Linked DNA regions of Homo sapiens: regions 1 and 2 are each linked to region 3. A link is a contact called in ENCODE Hi-C or POLR2A ChIA-PET data. All regions are on one chromosome and are shown on one strand. The core of a region is the stretch at or near the end of the contact, and the rest is flanking DNA. Distances in the headings are between cores, read along the strand shown. Region 1 overlaps CHCHD6 (coiled-coil-helix-coiled-coil-helix domain containing 6). Region 2 overlaps CHCHD6 (coiled-coil-helix-coiled-coil-helix domain containing 6). Region 3 overlaps CHCHD6 (coiled-coil-helix-coiled-coil-helix domain containing 6).

What was found. Hi-C counts contacts between places; a loop is a spot of excess contacts on that map. ChIA-PET counts read pairs that join two places held with the same protein, here RNA polymerase II (POLR2A). Pooled maps may share reads with other maps.
Region 1: a loop to region 3 is called in a map of psoas muscle, with 2.3 times the contacts of the local background. The contact joins two enhancer-like sites. A Hi-C loop is called at or near these places in 2 of 168 maps with a recorded cell type or tissue (Caco-2 and psoas muscle) and 4 of 50 pooled maps. POLR2A ChIA-PET finds 5 or more read pairs at or near these places in 1 of 52 experiments (MCF 10A).
Region 2: a map of Caco-2 shows a loop between it and region 3 (4-fold over the local background). The contact joins two enhancer-like sites. A Hi-C loop is called at or near these places in 3 of 168 maps with a recorded cell type or tissue (Caco-2, Calu3 and ascending aorta), 1 of 37 single-sample maps with no recorded cell type and 6 of 50 pooled maps. POLR2A ChIA-PET finds 5 or more read pairs at or near these places in 5 of 52 experiments (H1, PC-9, Panc1 and 2 more).

Annotation. Positions count from the first base shown.
Region 1 is chr3:126,894,192-126,897,048 of GRCh38, forward strand. The region is part of intron 5 of CHCHD6 (coiled-coil-helix-coiled-coil-helix domain containing 6); the gene reads left to right. Among named protein-coding and RNA genes, the nearest start is that of PLXNA1, 87 kb to the right of the region's middle. Within about 2 kb of position 1,545, at least 6 of the 41 ENCODE cell types and tissues checked have a DNase peak (open chromatin) inside an H3K27ac peak, as active enhancers do.
Region 2 is chr3:126,931,231-126,934,144 of GRCh38, forward strand. The region is part of intron 6 of CHCHD6 (coiled-coil-helix-coiled-coil-helix domain containing 6); the gene reads left to right. Among named protein-coding and RNA genes, the nearest start is that of PLXNA1, 50 kb to the right of the region's middle. Within about 2 kb of position 1,366, at least 3 of the 41 ENCODE cell types and tissues checked have a DNase peak (open chromatin) inside an H3K27ac peak, as active enhancers do.
Region 3 is chr3:126,751,092-126,754,109 of GRCh38, forward strand. All of the region lies in intron 4 of CHCHD6 (coiled-coil-helix-coiled-coil-helix domain containing 6), which reads left to right. Among named protein-coding and RNA genes, the nearest start is that of CHCHD6, 48 kb to the left of the region's middle. RefSeq lists enhancers at 1-86, 725-1,362, 1,115-1,409, 1,175-1,469, 1,443-1,542. Within about 2 kb of position 1,325, at least 5 of the 41 ENCODE cell types and tissues checked have a DNase peak (open chromatin) inside an H3K27ac peak, as active enhancers do.

The sequences.
Region 1 (2,857 bases), core at 295-2,794, 140 kb after region 3:
TGTTTTTCTTAGACACAACCTGGCACTGCGCAGTGAAGGCTCAAAGAAGTGACGTGCTGCCCCTTGGGGGCTGGTCCTTCCTCTATGTTAGCCAGGAGCCCACGGTTCTCCTGAGGGCCCACAAGGGTCTGTGGAAATGAAGTCCATGGTCTTTTTTGTGAAGCAGCTTCTCTGTTCTTTGGGGCCACTTGAGGCTCATGAAGAACTCAGGCCTTTCCAAGACAAAGGACAGACATTAAACATAGGGAGAAAGGGGCAGGGAATGCAGGATGCTATTGTGCAAGGAACAGGATGGATGGGAGCAGCATTTGGAAGACAGGAAGAGGTAGGGGAGAGGAGTTCTGTTCCAGACTAGTTGCTTCTCAGGGGCAGGGCCCATTTCTTCCTCTGTGTGTGCTCAACCCTCAGCACCGCCCAGGACACCCAACAGGCCATCCAGCCAGTGTGAGCACACACCCATCACGGTGGGAGGCAGACTGAGTGTGAGCACCCAGCAGACGGAGCAGGAGGCTGGTGAAGGGGTGGTGTTGGGCACATAAAGGAGGTCTGGAGGGATCACAGACTGGGCCATACAGCTGCAGCAGGAGCAGCACTGCAGTTGTCCTTCCAGCATGTGCGACAGCAGGAGAGATCTGGAGGCACTGCAAAGACATGTGCAACAAAAGGTGCTTTCCATTTACCACTTCATGTAATTTAAAGAGCCACATATGCACATGGTAAAACATTTAAGTCAATGCAAAATTGAACACCTCTTTTCTGCCAACCCCTTATCCCACTCACCAGAGAGTAGCCACTATTAACACTTTCTTACTTATCCTTTCAGAAATTTGTAATGCATATTCAAGCATATACTTTACCCAAATGGAATCACACGATATTGTTCTGCAGCTTGCTTTTTTCACCTTAATAAGATATCTTGCAGTTCTTTCTCTGTTGTATATATAAACCTTTCTCATTCTTGTTAATGGTTGCATAGCTAAAATCGTAGATTCTTCAAGCTGGAAGGAACCTTCAAATCAATGTGATCTAATTGCCTCATTTTGCTAGAACCCGGAATGGTGAGGTGACTTGCCGGAGGGCACAGTGAGTTAGCGGAAGGAAAGGATTCCTCTGAGAGCTATTTAGAAGGAAGAGCTTCATGAGGGGCTGGGTGCTGGGGTGACAGATAGGAATGACCATTACCGGCTGGCTGCATTTCATCAGCAGCAGCGTCTGTGTCCATCATTCTGGGCTATTTGCAGCAGGAGAAAAGAGGGAGGACTGGAGAGAGGAAATGATAGCCCTCTGCACACATTAAAGTTGAGTTCACAAGATACTTGGGTGGAAATGTCATTTGGGCCAGTAGAAATTTGTGTTCAAGTTCCCATGAAAGGCCCTCTGTCTTGAGCAACAGAGCCAAACACCCATTATTTGGAGAGCAAGTGTTTTCCTAGAAATTGCTAGATTTTGTATTTGTCCCTTTGTAGTTATTTTTAGGCATGGAAACAGAGCTGGTTGCAGGAGGGTGTGACTCCTGCTGGCCCCAAACTTGTTCCTTTGCTGTATTTGCTGACCCCATCCCCCACCCCTTCCAGTTGCTTCTGGCATCCTGCCATGTGACTTAGGTTGGTAGGAATAGGCATGAGTGAAAGCCTTCTGAAAGGCCTTAGGGCAGCAGCTGCCTGATTGCCACACAGAAGATGGGTCAGAGATGGGACCTCTTGCCTCTGCTGCACCGAAGGACAGGGTGTTTATTCACTGCCAAGCCTCTGGCTTATGGTGTGCTAGTGAGAGCTGGGAGGGCCCTGAGAGATGTTCTAGCTCAGCAAGTCCCACCCCGGGGTCTCTGTGCCCCCAGGGTTGCCTATTCATTTGCCAGGGTGGAATATATGAAACCACAGCCTAGGAAGGGCACATCTTCCTGGAATGTCAGTTTTACATGAAGCTTTGAGGAGAGAGATGCTATTTTTATATTAAAGCAAACACTGATATTATGAAATAGCATGGAAAAGTCAAGTTACTTTTCAAGATAAAACACGCAATTTCAAAGCAATTTTATCTTCCCTTGCCTTGGGCAACTTCAAGCTTTAACCCCTACACCCTGGAGGGCATATGTTCTCTCTCCTCTGCTCTTTGGGACTTTGTCAAAAAGTACTTTAGTTAGATTGGGGTAGTCTTCTCAATAAAATGAACTTTATCTTAAAGATGTACATAGCCCAGAACCAGGAGGTGACAGGGCTCTGGTCAGCTCCTGGCCAGGTCTCTGCCTGCTCTATGCTTAGCTGTATTTGCTCCCTGCTGCCCAGTCTCCACATAGCCCATCTGCTTTTTCTGGTCTCTCAGAGTTCCTTTCATCTTTGGTGGACCTCAATCCACCCTAATGACTTCCTCTTGCATTACCTCCATTGCCAACTGGCCACTCACTTCTTGGTTTATTCCCAAAGGAAATCTGCTTGGCCCAGCTCTTCTTCTCATACCTGATCAACCCGGCTGTAGATCTGCTGCCCTGTGATCAGATCAGCTGGAATGAGTTCAGGGGCTTCTCATATGAGACATGCTTCCCTAGATGTCAACCTCTGGAGGGGCAGGAGTGGGCTAGCAGACCCTCGAAGGGGATATGGACTCGTGGGTGCTGCTCCAGTCCAGCCAGCTGGAGCGCAGAGGAGACATGGGGGCTGGAGAGGGAAACAGTGAGTGGTGGAGGTGGGCCCTCACCTCCTAAGACTTCTTTCCCAGGCCCTTGCTTTCCTGCATTTTCCCTGTCCCATCCTTTCAGTTTGAATGAACACCTCCTACTGCTGTAGTCCAGGTTACCAGTGAGGACCTTAACCTCCCAGAGTGCATCAGCATAGACTCTCCAACATGGATGAGGTGTGGA
Region 2 (2,914 bases), core at 116-2,615, 180 kb after region 3:
TTGTGGAGTCAGCCTTGGGTTTCCCAGGGACCAGGGGCAGGGAGTGCCCTTTTTCCTTTTGTTGGTTTAGTTGAGGTTCAGCACATGAAGGTGGAATTCGCAGCAGGCCTTTCCTTCCCCTCCTGGGCCCAGCACAGGCTGGTGGGATGTGCTTGCTGGGTTGCCTGCTTCTGCAGAGCCGACCCAGCCTCATCCGCCAGTCCCTGGTCTTGGTGAGGCTGCTGCAGGGCAGCCTGCTCCCTGTTATGGCCCTGTTTACACGGTCTGTGCTCCTCACAGTGTGGCCCTGCGACTGACACGGAGCCCAGGGCAGCTTGAGGAGCCGGTAAACTTTGACTTTGGGCTCTTTCACCTCAGGCAGCTACCTGAGTCTGCCCCCCAGGTCATTTTAGGTAGACATGCCAAACACTCCCCTTTCTTCTTAGTGCCCCTTGACATACATACCTCCCAGTTAGTTACCCACCTTGGGACCTTTCTAAGCTCCCCTTCTTAGTCCTCTGTTCCAAGCTGATTACCAGGAGAATTGGTATCTTAGTCAATAGTGTTTACTCCAAAATACCAGCTTACAGGCCCCTGGTGTATTCTGCACTTGAAAAGAGGGGCCAGGACAAACTGTTCACAACAGAAAGGCTCGTCTCATCTCATCTCACTTAAACCCGCCTGGGACGGGGAGCCCTCACCCCATTTTTGTGATGAGGAAGTGAGGCTCAGCTAGGCTGACGCATCCTAAGTTGCTGGGCTGGAAGCGGCAGAGCCAGGATTCAGGGCCTGGTCCTTCTTGTCCTCAGCCAGGCACACAGGTTTCACCCTGCAGGCACCCGAAGTTCAGAATCACTGAGGCGGATGTTTATCTAAGAGCACGGAGGCTCCAGTGAGATGTGCATTCCTCTTGTTGTCTTCTTTTAGAGGAGAGAGGGGCTTCAGAGCCTTCACCATGCCCTGCTGCCCGTAGCACCTCTCGGTAGCCCTGATAACACCACGCTTTGCAGATCTGCCTGTGCCAGTGTGCTGTGACCCTGGTTTGTGGTGGCCCATAGACCACTTGCCTCAGAATCATGGAATAGAGTCCTGGGCCCCACCCCAAGCGAGGCCCTTGGAATCTGCCATGTAAACAAACTCCTAAGTGATTGCTATGAGTCCTGGAGTTTAGATCAACTGCCAAACTGAATGTATTCCAGCCAGCAAATTAATCACTTCCCCAGGAAATCCCCCCAGGGAAAGCCTCTAAATCCATCCTGACTTCTGAACTGCCTCAAAGAGATCTGTTACTTTTTCCTCTGGTGAGGAGGCCTTCCCCCACCCCGCTTCTTCCCAGAGTTAGGGCCCAGAGAACGTCATCCTGAGCCTTGAGTCCAGAGAGCCTGTGGTGGGCGACCAGCAGCCCTGCAGAGAGCCTGAGCCCTTCCCGCAGGAAGGAGGGCTGTCCTTGTGGCTTAAGGGTTGGCACTGGCACTGGCTCCTCAGGCTGGCACATGCCTTCCTGCTGCCTTGCTGGCATGGCAGAATGGCACATGTGCCCAGTGACCAGATCGGGCTGACACAGCTGGGCACACTCAGTGCACGGGCGCAAGAAGGGCCCTTGGAGCCTCCCTGTCCGTTTGCTGAGCAGGCCCAGGGCAGGCGGGGCTTCTCTGGATGTTATTTAGCAGCAGCCCTGGCTGCCGCTGGGCTGAGGGTCCTAGGTTGCCCTATTTGAAGATTGTTGTTTACTGCTTCTGAAAGGAGCATGGTCCTTGTGGGGTGGGGTGAGGCTCTGGGTGACTGCTGAGGGAGCCTGGGGTCCGGGAGGGAGGGGTGTCTGGAGAGTGAGATCATGTCTGTGCTATTACTGGACTGACCCACGGTTCTGAAAAGTCACCTCACACTGTGAGCCTCATCTCTTCATCTATGTCATGACATAGTTGGACCACAGAGTCTCTAAGACCCTTCTGGAATGGAAGCCCTACCTGCTTCCATAGGCCCCTCTTCTTGCCTCTCCGAAGCCTGGTACAACCTCCCCTTATACTTGTGCTGTAGGGGTCGTTTGTTCCCCAAGGCTTCTCTGGTAGGCTGGGTCCTCAACCCTCATTTCCTACCATTTCCAGGAGTGAGATGAATGAATGGCTCAGGAAGCTTTTGGTGGCAAGTTAAATTTCATCTCAATATTCTTGTATTATCCATTTGCATTGCTGTAAAGGAATACTTGAGGCTGGGTAATTTATAAAGAAAAGAGGTTTATTTGGCTCATGGTCCTACAGGCTGTACAGGCCTGAAACCAGCATCTTCTCAGCTTCTGGGGAGGCCTCAGGAAGCTTACAATTATGGAGGAAGGCAAAGAAGGAGCCGGTGTGTCACCTGGCAAAAGACAGAGCAAGAGAGATGCCAGGCTCTTTTAAATAATCAACTCTCATTATTCGCTCATTACCATGGGGAGGGCACCAAGCCATTCATGAGGGACCCCGACCCCTATGACCCAGACACCTCCCACCAGACCCACCTCCAACACTGGGGAGTCACATTTCAACATGAGATTTGGAGACTGAAATATCCAAACCACATCAATTCTTCATTCACACTTCATGTTTTTTAAAACTTCTATAAGGAGTGAATAAAATCATCTTTAGAAAATTTGATGTTTTTATTTATCTTTAACATACAAGCCAGTGAAAACTGATTGCAGCATCAAAATACCCCCTTCTCCACACATACTGTCTCTCTCACACATGCATGCATTCATGCACTCTCACACTCGCTCTGCCTATAACCAGAGAGCTTGCCCGTTCTGTGTTGGGATTCTGCGCTCTTCTCCTGTCAGCGGCCTCAGCCTTGAGCATTTCCCTGGGCTCAAGGTCTGAGAACCTGGATTGAGCTCACAGAAGTCAGACCACTGGAGTGCAAGCATGGAAAAGCCCCTGGTCTATGTGTAGACATATTT
Region 3 (3,018 bases), core at 75-2,574:
GAATGTATGTTTTTCTTTTGTGTTCAGGCCTTGCCGGGCCTCTGGGGGACTGTTATTTTTTTTTTTTCTCTGGGCCTCTGGTTGCACTTCTTTGAAGGCAGTTCTTTTTCTCACTAATAAGAATTTGCCACCATGTGTGGTAGCTCATGCCTGTAATTCCAGCACTTTGGGAGGCAGAGGTGGGCCGATTGCTTGAGGCCAGAAGTTCGAGACCAGCCTGGGCAACATGGCAAAACCCTGTCTCTACAAAAAATACAAAAATTAGCCAGGCGTGATGGTGTACACCTGTGGTCCCAGCTACTGGGGAAGCTGAGGCACGAGAATTGCTTGAGCCTTGGAGGTCGAGGTTGCAGTGAGCCGAGATCATGTCACACTGCACTCTAGCCTAGGTGACAGAGTGAGACCCTGTCTCAAAAAAAAAAAAAAAAAAAAAGCGCCTGCATTGCCCTAACTTGATTTTTATCTTATCCTCTAGGGTAGCCCAGATTCTGCTCCTTTGCTGGGGCCCTCTAGCCAGAGCAGACCTGGGTTTTTAGGGTTTTAGAGTGTGAGTTTTTTATTTATTCTTCTTTTGTTATGTCTAGCAGCTAGGATTGGAGGCTGCCGCAGCATGGTGTGAATTCAGGAGCCGGGTTGCCTGGGGTCGAATCCTGCTTCCCAGTTGTGCTCCCTGAGCAGGGCACTGAATCCTCTGTTGTCCCTGCTGGTGATCCTGCCTCCTCCCTGGATAGTCATAAGACTTCTTGAGATAAGGGACAAGCTTAGAGCAGCACCAGGTGCACAGCACATGGAATGTGCCTGTACTGCCCTCTGAGGTTTACCAGTTATGCCCCTCCAAAGCCTTGTACCCTGTCCACCTCTGGGACACGGCCTCATGCATAGTAAAATTCACTCATCTAATGGCCGTTTAAAAATCACAGCTTTTAGGCCAGAGTCTTAGGATGAGGCCAGAGCTTAGAACCTGTGTGTGTGAGTAGGGGCACTCTAGGACTAGCATTTTGAAATTGGCATTCCTGTCCCACGCATATCCTGTGCTTCACTGGGGACAGGCTCTGGGTGCAGGAGCTGTTTGGGCTTAGAAAAGGTGGGGAAGAAGGCCAGGCTCTGAGAATGCAGCTCACTCCTTCCTATTTTTCATTTGTCACTGGTCCCTGGGAAACGGTTTTCTCCAGCAGTTTTGGTTGTTGCCACAGCCAGAGAGAACCCCACTGTGCCTTGTGAATGAAGTCCTGGAACTGTTGGCAGGACTCTGGTCACAGCAGCCCCTCTTCTGGGATCCGGTCTCTTCCTGTGGTGTGTGAGCGGAGCCCACTAGGTGGCAGGCCTGGGCCACTTGTTGGCTGGAAGAACAGGCGTGCTGGGAGAAGGCCTTGGGCAGGGTGGGGAGAAGGCCCCTTCCCCCGATGTCATCCTCTGAGGGCCTGTAACCTGGTAGCTTTGAGACTGATTAAATCTAGCTGAGGAGGCTGAAAGGCCCTCTACCCAAGGCCTGATCTTTCATCTCCTGCCCTCTTTTTGTTGGGAGACCTGGCTTTTTAGTGTTATCTGACCTCCCTTTGTTGTGGCTGCCCTGGGGGACAGGTTGACCAGGTTTGTACTGCCCTGTGGGGACTTAGCATCCCGTTCGTTCTCCCTGCCCCTTTAGCGCGGCTTGCTGAGGAAGGGCCCGCTTTTCTCTCACCCTGTTCTCCTCCTCATCCAGAAAGTTACTGATGGCTTGGCTTGGATCCAGAAAAATGTAAAGAAGGAGCAGTTGGGATTAGATGAGGAAGGAGAAATATTGGGGTTTTATGATGGGCTGGGCTGGGGCATTGACTCCTCAACCCCAGCTACTTTGTTCCTAGACCTCGTAAGTCACATTGTTTGTCATTGCCAGGTACCCGAGGTTAAGGCCAAATTAAGAACTGTGTCTGTGGACTGCTTCCCCAGCTGGCAGAGGGGCGGGGGATAGGAGGATTCCTTGCACTAGTCCTTCTCTTGGTAGCTGGTGGCACCCTTCAAGCGCCTTTTCCTTGGCTGCTTTTTGTAAAACAAGCAGATTCTGACTTTCTTGGGGGCGGATGGACTGTCACACGATTTTGGCAGCCAAGGGGATTTTTTCAGGGCCCAGGGAAGGCACATGGAGCAAACAGCTAACATATCAGTGGCTTGGACTTCCCATGGCAAGCAGCCGTTGCATGAAGGAACCTCAAGTTGGCATCTGGATATGGTCATGCTTGCTTGTTTCTGTGAAGAAGTCAAGGTTCGGCAGCAGGAGCTGTGCCGTCCTTTTGCCCACCTGGAGGCTGAGGAGGAGGGGCACTGAGGCACTCGTAGCTGGGTGCAGATCATTCCAAAGACATTCCAGGAGCATGCTGCAGCCCGCCTGCATGCCTGCCATAGCTGCGGCTTGTAGACCGGCCTTGGGGTGGAGTTCTCTGTAAACATTGGACGGGGCCTCTGTAGAAGTGGCATCAGCAGAGAGTTTGTCTCAACCTTATTGGGACCTTGGCTAGCATTCTCTTCCCAGATAAAGATCAGTGTCCTGCCTCTCTTCTTGCTTCTCTTCATCTGCCCTTGCCCCTGTCTCTCTCTCTGGTGTACAGGCGCATTGCCCAGAGTTTCGTGGGCTGCCTTTCTGCAGCAGTGGGTGAAGAGAGGGCCCACGGGTTTGGTTCTTCCTGCTCTCTGGGCTGCAGTGCTCCAGCACGAGTCTGGGTGGCAGTGGGCACCAAGGGCTGTGGTGGGCACATGCTGAGCCTTGCTGGAAGTAGTACTACCTGAGAGGTACCAGCACGTGGCCTGGAGAAGCTCAGCAGTACCTGCTTTTCCTGAGAGGGGTGGAGAGGAAAGGGATTGCCAGGCTTGAGTGTTTATTGGGAAGGTGGTGTATAAATTCCATGTGGAGGCGGGGGATCCTGTTAGAATTATTCACATGCTTCCTTAGAGTCCCAGCAGCATTGACATCCCTGTTACCCTGATCTGTAATCTCTGGTTTGTCCACATTAGTCCATAAAATAGTCATAGCAGTTAGAGCTG